Regions from separate parts of the Homo sapiens genome. Here region 2 is linked to region 1. A link is a contact called in ENCODE Hi-C or POLR2A ChIA-PET data. All regions are on one chromosome and are shown on one strand. The core of a region is the stretch at or near the end of the contact, and the rest is flanking DNA. Distances in the headings are between cores, read along the strand shown.

Region 1 (7,131 bases), core at 3,554-6,053:
GGGAACAGGATGAGGATGTAATCTGAGCTTTTTAGGGTCTATCTCTACATTGCAACATCATAACACTGAAGTGTAGATTTATAGCTGCTTTATGTATATTTTCTTACTCCCAAAGCCCCCCTTTTTACAGATACATACACAACATGTCATGTAGAAAAATATAAATTGTTGACCGTACAGGCACTTTCTTCCTTTTTAAACCTTTCCAAAGGTCTTTTTGTTAAATACACCCAGATGCCGTTTGACAGATGAGGGGCTAATTGCTCTGTGAATTACCTCTATCGATTCCTGTTTCATGTTGAGCCAAACAAACAAAAGATATTAATGCTTTGAAAAAAATGAATGATGACCTTTCTCTGCAAACACAGCTTGCGGTCTCTGATTATTGGTGATTCCAGAGAGCAGCGGTCAATCGCAATAGCTGTAACGCTATGATCACTATAATAAGCTTGCCTGACCTTCTCTGCCATGTTAAGTGGTTTAAATTTATTTGCCCAACAACAGAAGAGCTTTCACTTAAAGTCACAGAACATTCAATTCAATTTAAAGATGTAGTGTCTTCTTTCCTCTTCTTCCCCTTCCGTATCTTTCCCTACTTGATACACCTACATGTCAAATTTACTAATTGTTTTATCATTCTAAATTAGCCTGATACCTGAAAAGCAAATTCCTTCAGTTCTTAAAGATTCCAATTGCCATTTTCTCTTTTGATTTGTTGTTTCTTGCTCTAAGACATTTGAAACACTTTGTTTTTTTCTCTGTTTAAGTTTTGTCCATGATTCAGGTTTAATGTGTGCTGCATAAAAAGTCAAGAATCCATGAGCTGGGTAGTGCTAAGCACCCCCAGCTTGGGAACCAGGGGTATGGTTCCATTTTTGTCCTTAATTAATGGGACCTTGAACCAATATATATATTTTTTTCCTCAGAGCATTTCCTTCCAACTTGGTAAATGAGGGGAAAACTGCCAGGTGATCTACCTCAGAGCCTCTTTCCAACTGGAACATGCTTATGTTTCAGATCTCTCTATTTAAAGCATAGTTTCATATAGATGGCAGAGTTATAACTTGGCAGCTAAGATAAAGTGATGATAGGACCTTTAAGGACTTCCTAACTGTTTCTCAACGAAGTTTTATGATGGTGAAAATGTGCAAACCACAAATGACTAAAGCCTTAAATGGTTAGGAAGTGGATGCACCCCCACCCCCACCCATAGTTTAAATGGAAATCTCTTGAAAAGGGTACCCCTGACACTCCCACCAATTTCCTGGTAAGAGGCACGCCAAAAATACCAAGGAAGTAGTTTCCCTTAGAATACTTTAGTTCCTGTGCTATAGGATCAAAGCAGGAAGTGAAGAGAAAAACACCACAAATAATCAAAAGACTTCCTGCCTTAGTTTGACATTCTCAAGCAGTTAGGTCTGAATTCACATAGGATGCTGGGTATCCCTAAGGTGACTTTTCTTAGACATTGTCTCTAGTTTCTACTTAAGACAGTGCCCAATAGTACTGCCAAGCCATCCCTTGACCATACTTGACTTGGCTATGTTAAGTACCATGTTGAGTTAAAAAAAAATGCAAAGCATGGTTCCTGCTTGTGTCAGGCGCCTTGCTGCGGCCTCAAAGCACCAGGCTGCTTCTCAGCACGAGGATATTTGCAAATGTGATTGTGCTTTCTCTGCGAAGAATGCCCTTCTACTCTTTTTCTCTTCAAAATCCAATGTTAGTGCCTTCCTAATCCCTATTCACTCTTTAAAATTTCACGTGGCATTATCCCTCTTCCAGAATGCCTCTTATACCATCCTATTAAGGATTCACCATAGCACCCAAGGCACACTTTTATCTCAGCACTTTGCGCATCTATTTTATTGACTGCTCCATTTTTCTGTTTTCCCTGGAAATTTGCACTTTGTATCTCAGGCCTCTGCCACGGAACTTGGGGCTTAGGAAGTGTCCAACTGATGTTTGAAAATTAATAAATGAATGAAAGAATAAATCTTATTGTGACTGCTATATAACAAACCATTCCAAAAGGTAGTGGCTTTAGACAGCTAGGGTTTATGATCACTCATGCATCCGGAGATCAGTTAGGACATAGTTGATCATAGCTAAGCTTGGCTGGGATGGCTCAGCTGATTCTGTTCTCTATGTTCTTCATCTTCCCCTTGGGACAAACAGTGCTGCCCAGGTATGTTCTCATGGCTAAGCATAAGCATAAGAAAGAAAGCAATACCATGCAATGCCTCTTAGGGCATGCTCTCATTTCTACCTTATTCTTTTGGCCACAGCAAGTCATATGGGTAACCCTAAGTCAGGGGATAAGCTCATATACTTATCTCCTTAAGTCACATGTGAAAATCACACATCATAGGCCATAGATACAAGGAGAGATAAAAAATTGGTCACAATAATAAAACCAAACCTATCAAAAAGAAAATGCTAACAACCATGTTAAGAACAGAAAATTTGAATACTAACAGAGCCATTTGACCAATCTCAAGTATTAACGACTCTATCTTCATGTCACCAACATATAACCCAGCCACTTTAATGGCACATGTGTCCCATAAATATTTACCAGATTGTGTTAGATCATAGGAAGTAAATAGAGAAATCACAATTGGACGCATCCTGGTAAATTTAATTTTATGCTTTTTAGAAAGAAAATACTCATGGCAGGCACATGCAAGTGTTATGGACACAAAATGAAAAGCTAAATGATAAATGTTTATCTTGTATGCATGAAGATACTTTGACTTCTGTTTACATATGTCACCGTGGAAGCTGGTTTAAAAACATTTAAGTCCCCCTAGTAGTTCCACATCCAACGACTCCCTTTCTCCTGGACACCTTCTTATTTTCCTTATAACAAGTTTGGAGAAAGGTCAGGTAGGCATTGCTGGCAAGTCTTCTTTTCAGAGTTTCTGCTCAATCACAGAGCTGATGTTCAATCTCCGAAGTCGAGGCGTTGATTTACCAGGAAGAACATAGTTAACTTAAAAGCAGAAAAAGCCCCGGTGGTAATCAAGCCCTGTGAATTCCTGGCCCTCTTCCCCGGAGGCCCAGTGGGGCCCACTCAACGGGCCAACCCCACACCATGCATACTGGATTGGTGGTCCTCTTATCATAGAAAATTCCGCCAGTGTGGCCAAAACATACAAAAGGAAGCACACAAGAAAAAATGTGAATATAATATGCAGGCCCTGGATTGAGTTTTATGAAAAGAAAAAAAAAAGAGGGGAATTTTTCTTAGTTCTTTTTCATAGTTCATAGGATAAGAAATAACAAGACAGATTGCTTATCAAATGTGAGTAGTTTTACTATTTTTTGTGGCAAATTAGACACTAAAAGGGCAGGTTTAAAGTCTGTCCTAATTTTGCCTTATAATCAGATAATTTAAATTTGACTATAAATAGAATCATACATTTTCCCACGATCTGCCTTTCATTTCACACAGAAAGAGTTGTATTATGTATTGAAAACATACAAATCCAGGCATTCTCAAAACTTCTTTCTTTTTTGACTTTAGCTTGTGATAATACAGTATGGTATCGGAATCCTGCCCTATGGCTACAAAACATTAAATTTCTTGAGGCAAAAAGATGCTTGTCGTTCTCGTTTAATCTACCAGAATTTCAGAATCTTGTACTTCCAATTTCAGAAGAAGTAAAAGATGAGAATGTGCTGTCCTCTCTTGCCTGGCCTGGCCCAGTCTCCCTGATTTGTTTCAATATACAGAGACTTCCCTATATAAGCCACCTCCAACTCCAGCATTTGCATTTTTCCACCTTTCTGCTTGTTTATAGTTCCCCTCCATTTTCTTCCAGGAAAAAGTGTGCAAACAACAAATGCATGTTCTGATCTTATTTGAGCAACAAAATCTTGACAGCGTTCTCACCACCATCAGGAAAAAATTCCTTCCATGAACCTAACCCTAGAAAATGCAAAAATTATTGACAAATGTAATGCAGTGGTCAACTTCTTATCTGTAGCCTACAAAACATTAGACATTAGTTTGTTGATGGGAATTAATACGGCCCAAAGTCCTCATTCATTCTTGACAGTTCTATCATATTACTCCATAAGATGCTAAGATATTAGTTGCTGGAGGTGGGGGCAGGGGAGAGAGAATTGATAGAGATGGGAAACTAAGCTGCTCTGCAAATATTCACAGCTGCAGCTTTCTGTAATCATGCTCCTCTTTCCAGTTTCCAGTGGACTTTGAAAAGACAAATTCATAAGAGTTATTTAGCCATAAAAGGGAATCAACTCCTAAGCCCGGCTTCCTGAAGACCTCAGAAACTGAATTACCACAGCACTCCCTAAGGTCCAGAACACAGATTTTTGTTCCCCTCCCACATCCCTATCCCAAAGAAAAGAGTTTTCCCACTAGCTAAAATAATTAAAAACATTCTCAGAATAGAACACAAAATGTTTCTGGTTTGAATACGAGCCTATTTTCAGGAAAAAAAAAATCAATGTATTGCATATTTACAGTTTGATATTACAACAGCAGTGAAACTATCCGTTTGAGGACTTAATTGCATATAAAAATAAATAAATAAAATGTGCAAGGGTAGTGTGTTCTTTCTTGATGTTGTTCTGCCTACCTTTTTGATTTGTTAACTAACTTCAGGGGAGAATCCTTAAAAGGAGGAATACACCAGCCCATATAAAGTCGCTGGTTATCTCTGAACTGGAACTTAGTTTTTTAAATCCTGTCTAGGTAAATTACCTTTCCAGTGCAGGGTATTTCCTTTTAGGAGATTCCTCAGAAAGAGCCTCCAGGGAACTGACTAACTTTTTAATGGTTCACTCAGATTAAGAGGAAGGAAATGTGAACTCCTTTGGGGGCAGGAGGCACCACTCTAGGCTGTCTGCATCCTGTAATTCTTCCCAAGTCCGTGAATCATACTTTTAAGACTCCTTTTCAAGGGCATTTGTCTTCCTTTAAGAGAAGGCCAAAGCAGAAAAGACGAGTTTTAAAATAGGTCTCAATCAAGCTTTAGCCATAACAACAATTGCATGATTCTCTCGCTGACTACCCAGGAAAGGTTGCACTGGATCCCTTACCTGCATGCCTCCCCTCACCTTGCACAATACTCTTCCCTTCTTTAGTTTCAGAATCAAAATGACATTTGATATCATCTCAGCATCTCTGAGCTACAATTCTGTACAACTCTTCCCTTTATAGCCAGCCGCTGACAGTGATTTCACTTATGCCAATGGCATTGGAAGAACTGAGCAGCGATATTTTTCAAAATCATCTTAGATAGAAATCTGGCTTTGAAAACAATGTCTTTACTTAATAAAATATCTACTATGTAGACAATTACAGACTATTTTTATACCTTTTCCACAAAGGTATGAACATTTCTGAGAATAAATTTGTCAGTGAATAAAGTTTATCAGAGTTTGAAGCGTTTAGATCCTTGCAACTTCTGTAGAAGTATGAAGTCACAGGAGCACATTTCTAAAAGGCTGCTATGTTACAATACCAGTTACTCAACCAATAACTTGTATTTATTGAGTATCCATTAAGTGGTGATTTCTATTATTTTCAAGCTCCTACAAAGAGTGGAAAAAGCCAGGCATGGTGGCTCACACCTGTAATCCCCACACTTTGGGAGGCTGAGGCAGGAGGATGGCTTGAACCCAGGGGTTCCAGACTAGCTTGAGCAACATGGCAAGACCCCTGTCTCTTATTAAAAAAAAAAAAAGAAAAAAGAGTGGAACAACCCCGTCACAATGTGCAAAAGGACAAATGTATAATGAAATGGAATATCCACAGAAAGTACGCCAAGAATGAACACTAACGTAAACTGTGGACTTTGGGTGGTGATGATGTGTCACTGTAGGTTCGTCAGTTGTAACAAAGGCACCTGTCTGGTGGAAGATGGAAGGAAGTCACTGCATGTGAGAATGTGAGGGTATATGAGGCCCGGCATGGTGGCTCATGCCTGTCATCCCAGCACTTTGGGAGGCCGAGAAGGATAGATCACCTGAAGTCAGGAGTTTGAGACCAGCCTGGCCAACATGGTGAAACCCTGTCTCTACTAAAAATACAAAAATTAGCTGGGTGTGGTGGTTCACACCTGTAATCCCAGCTACTCAGGCGGCTGAGGCAGGAGAATCACTTGAACCTGGGATGTGGAGGTTAGAGTAAGCTGAGATCATGCCAGTGCACTCCAGACTGGGTGACAGAGTGAGACCCTGTCTCAAAAAAAAAAAAAGGGGGTATATGGGGAATCTTTGTTCCTTCCTCTCAATTCTACTGTAAGACTAAAACTGCTCTAAAAGAATAAAGTCTTTAAAAAAGTATTCAAAGTGAATGGAATCACACAAGATGAATTTAGATTATATTTAAATTAACAGGATTCTTAGAGTTGGTTTGAACAGTTCAGTTGCAATTCCTTAATCTAAAAGTCTCTACACAACATTTATTTTTGACCTAAGTTGATTTCATTTGTAGCAAAATGTGACCCACACCTATGTGGACGATGCAGTCTTTATTTATCCCAGTTGGTGTGTATTCATATGTGTTGTTGCATACATATTAATGGATGCCACCCTAGGTTCCCTGATGATGGCAGATAGTATTTGGCTTTGTGGCCAAGATGTCTTCCAAAATCATAACGGTTCTGAATTACAGGACACATCTCATCCCAAGAGTTTTGGATATGAGATTGCAGACAAAAATACACTGAAAGAGAGAAAATAAGTAAGGAAGAAAATAATAGAAAACAGTTGCTTTCTGTTATACTTTCTCTGATTTCTTGAGAGCTCCTAGTCTTAGATTTCTATGCAGGTCCCCCTTATTATAATTGTCCATTTTTTAATTGAAATTTGTTTTCAGTACTAAAGTGCAAAAAAAACCTAGAAATGTAATTGTGATTTCTACTTAGGTGGACCTCAAAGGTTTTGTATCGATGCCCGTAGTCTGCATTTTGTTTCTATAAGTCTATTTCAACAGAGTACTCAGAAATAGATCTTTCTTTCCTCTCATTCTGTGTAGAAATGTCAGAAATGTGAGGCTAAGGATTTAAAGCATAAATTAGGGATTTGTTGATGAAAAGAAAGAAAGGAGGAAAGGATTGAAAGAAAGAAGAAAGAAGGAAAGAAAGGATGGAAGGA
Region 2 (7,731 bases), core at 4,409-6,908, 160 kb before region 1:
CCATCTGCTGTGGATTCCTGTTCTTAGTCATGCGTCTCTCCCCAATGCTGCCCTCTGGGCAGTGGATTTCAGATTTCCTTGTACCGGGCAACATATGTTCTTCAACTCTGGAGCCTCATGTCAGACACGGCCACTGCCAAGACGCTTGACATGGCCTGCTCCAAACTTCTTCTTTGCTAATTCAGCCTAGAGAGACAGCGTGCCAGCATGGAGAATAACACCGTTAACATGTGTTTACGGGCATTAAAGCGCAGCTCTACACTGTTATAAACCCCTGGCATATTTGACCTGGAAGGAAAAAAAAAAAAAAAGATCTCCGTAGTGCAGTACTTGGCTTTTTCAGCAGATTGTGAGTTCACTTAGACGACTGGAAAAGACAAAGGGATGAGAGAAAGGGAGAGCAAGAGCAAGGGGAGAGAGAAATAGGAGAGAGGGGGCAAGAGAGAATATACATCTCTATTTGTACCATTTAGCAACAGAGAAAGAAATGCAGAAACCACCTCTCAAGTCAGGAGAATGCTCCAACCAGCCAGGGTGTTATAAATTAGAGCCTGTCAGTATTACAATGTATATTAATAGTCACACCTCTTTTTAATGAGTTTGGCATTGGCAGCTGAGAGGAAATACAAGTCATCATGGCTCTGCTCATGCAAACCCCGACAAAGGAATCCGTAATAAATCTTCCTAGAACAGCACTCACCATAAATATGTATCACATAAGGCATCTGTTTTACATTCTGCATATAAATCAGCATAGCGCTGAATAGCAATGAATCAGCTTCTCAATGCCTGATTTGATAACAAATCGACTTGGATCTTAGGAGAGAGAATTTACAGCCCTCACCCTCAAGACAGATAGTCAATACTTAAGATGAGTGCCAAGTTAACTTTTCTTCAGCAACCAAGTTTACAGAATGAGAGTCCTGAGGCTGGGGTGGGAGCCCAGCGGGTGGGGCTGGACAGTTCCTGGGGGAGGGAAAGCAGTCACTCTTCCCAGGGAGAGGAGCTTTGAGGTTTGCAGCTCTGGATTTGAAGGATGTCGTGTGGCATATCTCTGCATTCTGCATCTGACCTCCTCTCCGCTTTGTCCCCTTTCTTGGATCTCCCACAGGTACAGTTTCCGCAGGCTGTAATGATGATGGAGTCATCTTGGTGGTGTCATTTGGGGCGGGGATGGGGAGAACCCAAGGTGCCCCCCCAGGCCGGGTAGGGCTTTCTCTCTGCAGCCTCTTCACCTGTCCCAACTTGGCTGGGGTGACTCCCACGACTAAGGGAGGAAGCAAAGCTCTGACCCCTTTCTTTACAGACCGTTGATAATAACTTCCTGTAAAGACCTTTTATTCCAGGCTACAAAATGAGTGAACAGTATTTATGGCATTTTTCCAGTATCAGAGTGTTGATGGGATCAGGTCACAGAGGGAAACTTGAATGGCTCTTTATTGTCAGAGCACTGCCTGATACAGACATGGCCAGCCACACAGAGATATGAAATGCTTAAAGACTGCACAGGCAGAACAGCCCCTCTAAAGTCTCTGCCAAGATAAAGGCAGCTGTTCCGGCTCACTTAGGTTGGCGGAGCAGAGAGCAGGTACCAGTTGGGCAACTGGGTGTAACCTGGGGAGAGCAGATGTTTTTTTGCAAAATTCTGAAGGCAACACTTTATTTGCTCCTGGTTTTTTGTTTTTGTTTTTTTTTCACTTCAGCTATGGGTCATCATTCCTTTTTCTTTGCAAACATCCATCTCATTTGTAGTAGGAAGCAGCCACTTACCATATTGTGAGCTATGAGTCTTCTTAAACACTGTCTATCTCCTAAGGCCAAGCAGTTGTGATCTCTTTTTATAGGCTCAGCTGCTGTGGCCTTTCCAAATAAATGCCTGTTTGGTGACCCATGTCTCAACCCCAAAGTGAGAAATGTATTTCAAAATTGCTTCAAATACTGCCTATATTCAATGCTTTTGGATCTAACTAGATTAATTATAAAAAGCCCTCTTCCGTTGGGTTTGGATAGATAACTAGAAAAATGGAGTCTGAGCTTTCCCAAAATCCTCTCCGATTTAAACTAATCACAAATCTACTACAGCCACTATATTTTTATCCCTCACTTTAGAAGATATGCAGGTATGATTGTTCATTGAAGAGGCTGTTGTGTTTACAGGCCTCTTAAAATTCTGGTTTTATTGTTCAAAATCTCCAACGTACCCGAAAAACAATTATAATAAAAATTGCCCGAAGTATAATCTATTTCAAGTATCAACTCACTTAACTATTTTTCTTGTCATGGAACAATTTGGATATATGCAAATACTAGAACTAGGGGTGTTTTTTTCCCCTCTAAAAGACATTTTGCAGTGTCTGGAAACGTATAAAGTTATTTTTACATCTCACAATTTGGTGGTGGTGTTGGGGGGTGCCACTGGCACCTGAGAAACACCAGATGCTCTTAAATACCCTACAATGCACAGATGGTACCTCCATTCCCATCCCCAGCTCTGCCCTCATGCAACGAAGAATGATCTGGCCCAAAATGTCAATAGTGCCAAGGTTGAGAAACTCTGTGCTGGAAGAGATTGCCCCAAACTGGATTCTAAAAGAACTTGAGTTGGCGTCCCAGATCTGTGGATTCTGTGACCTTGAGTAAGTTACTTATCTCTCTGATCTCTTCTGAAGTGAAAAGTGATCAAACTGTCTGGGTGTGAGAAGAATATAAAAGGATATATGTAAAATATCTGGCCAGAAATAAGTTCAATCATTACTTTTCTCCCTTCTTTTCCCTAACAAAGTGTAGTAAAAGGCTCTGCCTCAAAGTGAGTTCTGAGAGAAAGGAGTTTTGAAGTACTCATATTTTTCACTGATTTGGTAATATCTCAAGATTTTATTACTTGCCTGTTTAAAAAAAAAAAAAAAAAAAAAATATATATATATATATATATATATATATATATATATATATATATGCGCCAGGTAGAGTTTGGTGAACTGAACTGAAGTTGTCTTTTTGGTTTGAGAGACTGCAGAAAGGATTTTAGTCTTCATTTAAAATTTTCTATAGTGGTTCCAATGGCATTGTTAATTTTGGGTGAGAAAAGCAGAAAAACTCTAGGTTTGGCAAGCAGACAGACCTGGATGCAAATTGTGTGTCTCTCCTTCTTGACTTTGTGACCTTGGGCACAAGGTATTCTTTCCAAGATTCAGATTTCCTCATTGGTAAAATGGGCATCATGACTTCTATATTTCAGATTTTTTGTTGAACAATAAATAATATAAATAAAGCAGTATCTAACACAAAGCCAAATGGTGTTGAGGATCTGCCTAAATCACAGTAGTTGACAGTAACAGTTCGCCTTGCTTTTGTTCTTGCCTCATTAAAGAGATGAGAGGTAGGCCAAAGGCAAGGAACCAAGGGCTGCCTACATGCAGGGAGCAAGCCCCATGGAACGGACCGGGGAAGACAGCTCACCTTTCAGGGAACAACCTGTTCATGGAAATCAACCCTACACATTTGTGCAAGATCTTCCAACTAGAAAAGTCTCCTAACATTCAGCCTGTGGTTTTTCAAAGAGAGGAAGTGGTCAGGTACCACATATTAACAGAAGGGCTCTGTGACAGACTGTATTTTCCAAAGATGGCTGCAACAAACTCCTATCCCAGACCACCCACTGAGAAACTCCGTAAATTAATTCAAGGTATTTTATTTTAATATAATTTTTGATATGCTCATTTGTTTCCATTTATAAATGTTATGCACACTCATTATAGAAAATTTGGAAAATGCCATAAAAAAGAGTTAAGATAAAAAAAATCAAGTTAGCAGTGATATTAAGATACCTTTTTGATGAATTTCTGCTTTCAAATGTGTTTAGCTACATAGTTTGGATACAAAATTATAAGTGACCACAATGCTAAGGCTGTGTCATCACATGCAAAACGAAGTGCAAATTAAAATAGTTATTGCAAAAATTTAGGCCCAGAACTTTCTTACCTACAGAGTCCCTGTAATTAAGGAAAGGTGTTTAGGATAATTGCCTCCATTTACCACTTTAGTTGTTTGAGGGAATGAGGTATCAGGAACTGGCTGGCATAAATTTTTCTTTTCTGATTATATAAAATGCTTAGTCCGACTATTTTTCTCAAAGTGGTTTTTTTGCTCAATGAAAAGCCGTTTTTAAAAAAATTAAATATACTTTGATTCAGTTGTCAAAAGAATCTTCATGTTTTCAATAACCAAATTACCAATCAATTCTATCAATTTAGTTTAAAATAATAATAATAAACCAACCCAGTCATTAATGAATTCAAAACAGATATTTCAAGGTATAAAATGTTCCTTGAAATTTTTCTTTTTCTTTCTTTCTTTTTTTTTTTTTTTTTTTTTTTTGAGATGAAGTCTCACTCTGCTGCCCAGGCTGAAGTGCAGTGGCGCTATCTGGCTCACTGCAACCTCCGCCTCCTGGGTTCAAATGATTCTCCTGCTTCAACCTCCAGAATAGCTGAGATTACAGGTGCATGCCACCATGCCTAGCTAATTTTTGTATTTTTAGTAGAGATGGGGTTTTGCCATGTTGGCCAGGCTGGTCTCAAACTCCTGACCTCAAGTGATCCACTGCCTCGGCCTCCCAAAGTGCTGGGATTACAGGTGTGAGCCACTGCGCCTGGCCAGAATTTTTCTAATAAGTGAAATTAAATATACTGTTCATATTATGCTGTTATTCCAAATTGAATTTACAGGTGGCAAATAGAGGTGAGCCAGTCTTGGTTATGCACTATATTTGCCCCCATAGTGCACGCATGTTAGTGAGTGTGGGGTGAGGAGATGGCTTGAAGACGAGGTAGACAAGAGAGGTTGTAAATATTTTCTAATTTTTTTCCAATAATTTAGAAGAGATTGCAAATATGTTCTTTTTCCAAGACTTAAGTCAGATACAAGCCTTCCCAATGACGTGTGAAAGGCAAATTTTGGGGGTGCTCCTAATTTTACATCCTATGTCTTATATTAAAAGATGTTGAATAAGTTCTTAGGTAGCACTTAGGATTAAGAGTCACACAGCACGCCTGTAACCCCAGCGCTTTGGGAGGCCGAGGAGGGCGGATCACGAGGTCAGGAGATCGAGACCATCCTGGCTAACACGGTGAAACCCCCGTCTCTACTAAAAATACAAAAAAAAATTAGTTGGGCATGGTGGCTGGCACCTGTAGTCTCAGCTGCTGGGGAGGCTGAGGCAGGAGAATGGTGTGAACCCGGGAGGCAGAGCTTGCAGTGAGCTGAGATCACACCATTGCACTCCAGCCTGGGTGACAGAGGGAGACTCTGTCTCAAAAAAAAAGAAAAAAAAAAAGGAGTCACACGGAAAATTGACTTACTATGAAATCATCAGAGGAGTAGATAATAGGTAAACAAAAACTCCCTTTGGCTTCTAGTCCAATCTTGAAGGCAAATACAGATTAGAAAAAAGCAAAGCTGGAACCCTGAATGTCACAGCCACACAGGCTATAGGACATAGGACCCATAAGGAAAAATCAGGGATCCCGGGGACAGGCAGGAGGTGGATTGGATGTAGGAACTATAATCTGGTGAGGAAGGGAGAGAAAGACTTTTGCCAGGAAAGGATGGATCGTACTGCCAAGGAATGCAGAGTGAGGCATTTCCTAGCACTGCAGACTAGCAGGACTAAGGGTTTCCTACTGGTACACTGTCCACATTCCTAAGCCCACATTTCCATTGTCTGTTTACTTAGGGTATTTTTTGGCTGATTGTTTGCTCATGTATTTGTTTCTTACTTTCAAAATGACTAATTTGAGAGCAGACTGCCATTCTACGAGTCATATTATGCAAAAAATAAGTAGATCGAAGCACAGGGACCATCTACCTTGCAAAACAAAGTCTTTGGTTCATTCAGAGTTGGTTAATTTTCTCAGTGCTTTTCTCCCCCTGGTGATGTTGAACAATTTTCTTTCTACCTATCCTCACTTCCAATGTGCTTGTTTTTAAGATCATAATTTGTTGATGAGTGGTTGTTTGCCAAGACCGGTCTTAGGGTCTGTGAAACACTAAAGTGTATATAATAGGCAAATCCTCAAGCTTTGTTTCAAAGATGTATGCTACCTTGACATGTAGCATTTTGTATTTGACAAAAAGGCAAGAGATCTGCATAATCTAGACAAAAAATGAAATCTTGTAATTTGCAGCAACCTGGATGGAACTGGAGGCCATGATGTTAAGTGAAACAAGCCAAGCACAGAGAGGCAAATATCACATGATCTCATTCATATGTGGGAATGAAAAAAGTGCATCTCATGAAGACAGAGTAGAATGGTGGTTACCAGAGGCTTGGAAGGGTAAGGGGGATGGAAGGATGATGGGAAAAAAAACCGAACATAAATACTGAACTGTACACTGAAAAATGGTAGAGACGGTATACTGTATCTGTATATTTTATCTCAATAAAAAGTGTAAGATATTAAAAAATAATAGGCCACGCACGGTGACTCACGCCTGTAATCCCAGCACACTGGGAGGCCGAGGCGGGTGGATCAAGAGGTTGGGAGCTCAAGACCAGCCTGGCCAACATGGTGAAACCCTGTCTCTACTAAAACCGCAAAAATTAGCTGGGTGTGGCAGCGAGCACCTGTAATTCCAGCTACTTAGGAGGCTGAGGCAGGAGAATCGCTTGAACCCGGGAGGCAGAGGTTGCAGTGAGCGGAGATCGTGCCATACCACTTCAGCCCGGGTGACAAGAGCAAGACTCTGTCTCAAAAATAAATAAATAAATATATACATACATACATATAAAATAATAATAAGAAGTAAATGTGGCTGGTTTCAAGCATGAGTGTGGTAGACTAATTGGGATCTTTTTGCCAAGGTAAGTATCATGGTGGGTGTGGTATGTGAAAGGCTTGGTGCCCAGTTGAAAGTCCTGTTCTCACATCATCTGCCTCTCATTTACGCTTCCTGTTACGACAGTAACCAGGGGTGATCACAAAACAGTAGGAGATGTATTTCCTGGTTTTTGCCGACTAGTGAGCATCTAAGAGACACTTGTAACTTCTCTGTGCTTACTCACACTCTGGGATTTCTCTCTCTCCAGCTTGGATAGGTAGTTCCTCTTCTTTTAAAATCATTCAAAACTATTTTCCCAACTGGCCCTATGCTTAAATAAAGCCAGTAAATTTAACTACGGTTTTCACTCAGTAACTCAGAGTACATAATAACTAATTGATTATTTAGTTTTAACAAAAGTGGCAAATATTAAAAGATATGACTTTTTTATGTAGCAAAGATAAACTCTTCTCCAAATCCTGCCAAAAGTAATTCTGAAGTAATATAGAAAGGGAAGGGAGAGAAGGAAAAAGAATTTACCAAAGACAGACTTTATATATGAAAATCAGTAGATAAACATAATACTAACTTGAGAGTAGAAATAATAATAATAGTAATGATGATGGCAAATCACAAACGGATAGTACTAAATTTCCCTCCCTTTTCACCACCTTACAGGATATCCCGTCTAGCTGCAGAAACAAAACATGGAAATGAATCAGTCGATAAAGGATTTTCTCTCATTAAAGATGTTGGTGATTTTGTCCCGTGTAGGGGAAGTTGAACATTAAGGTGGATGTCCATAATCTAAGGGGACCACGGTCATTCACTCTCCTTGCTATGGGATGCAAACTGTTTTGCATGTGATAAGAATGCCAGGCTAAAAGTAAAAAAAAATTTTATCTCAGTATG

Evidence for each region. Hi-C counts contacts between places; a loop is a spot of excess contacts on that map. ChIA-PET counts read pairs that join two places held with the same protein, here RNA polymerase II (POLR2A). Pooled maps may share reads with other maps.
Region 2: a loop to region 1 is called in a map of endothelial cell of umbilical vein, with 5 times the contacts of the local background. The contact joins two enhancer-like sites. A Hi-C loop is called at or near these places in 4 of 168 maps with a recorded cell type or tissue (cardiac septum, endothelial cell of umbilical vein, heart left ventricle and 1 more), 1 of 37 single-sample maps with no recorded cell type and 8 of 50 pooled maps. POLR2A ChIA-PET finds 5 or more read pairs at or near these places in 1 of 52 experiments (Panc1).

What each region holds. Positions count from the first base shown.
Region 1 is chr15:95,454,633-95,461,763 of GRCh38, forward strand. The region is part of intron 3 of LINC00924 (long intergenic non-protein coding RNA 924); the gene reads left to right. Among named protein-coding and RNA genes, the nearest start is that of LINC00924, 25 kb to the left of the region's middle. Within about 2 kb of position 4,804, at least 2 of the 41 ENCODE cell types and tissues checked have a DNase peak (open chromatin) inside an H3K27ac peak, as active enhancers do; they include endothelial cell of umbilical vein, where a contact is called at or near this core.
Region 2 is chr15:95,295,438-95,303,168 of GRCh38, forward strand. The region is part of intron 1 of LETR1 (lymphatic endothelial transcriptional regulator lncRNA 1); the gene reads right to left. Among named protein-coding and RNA genes, the nearest start is that of LETR1, 28 kb to the right of the region's middle. Within about 2 kb of position 5,659, at least 4 of the 41 ENCODE cell types and tissues checked have a DNase peak (open chromatin) inside an H3K27ac peak, as active enhancers do; they include endothelial cell of umbilical vein, where a contact is called at or near this core.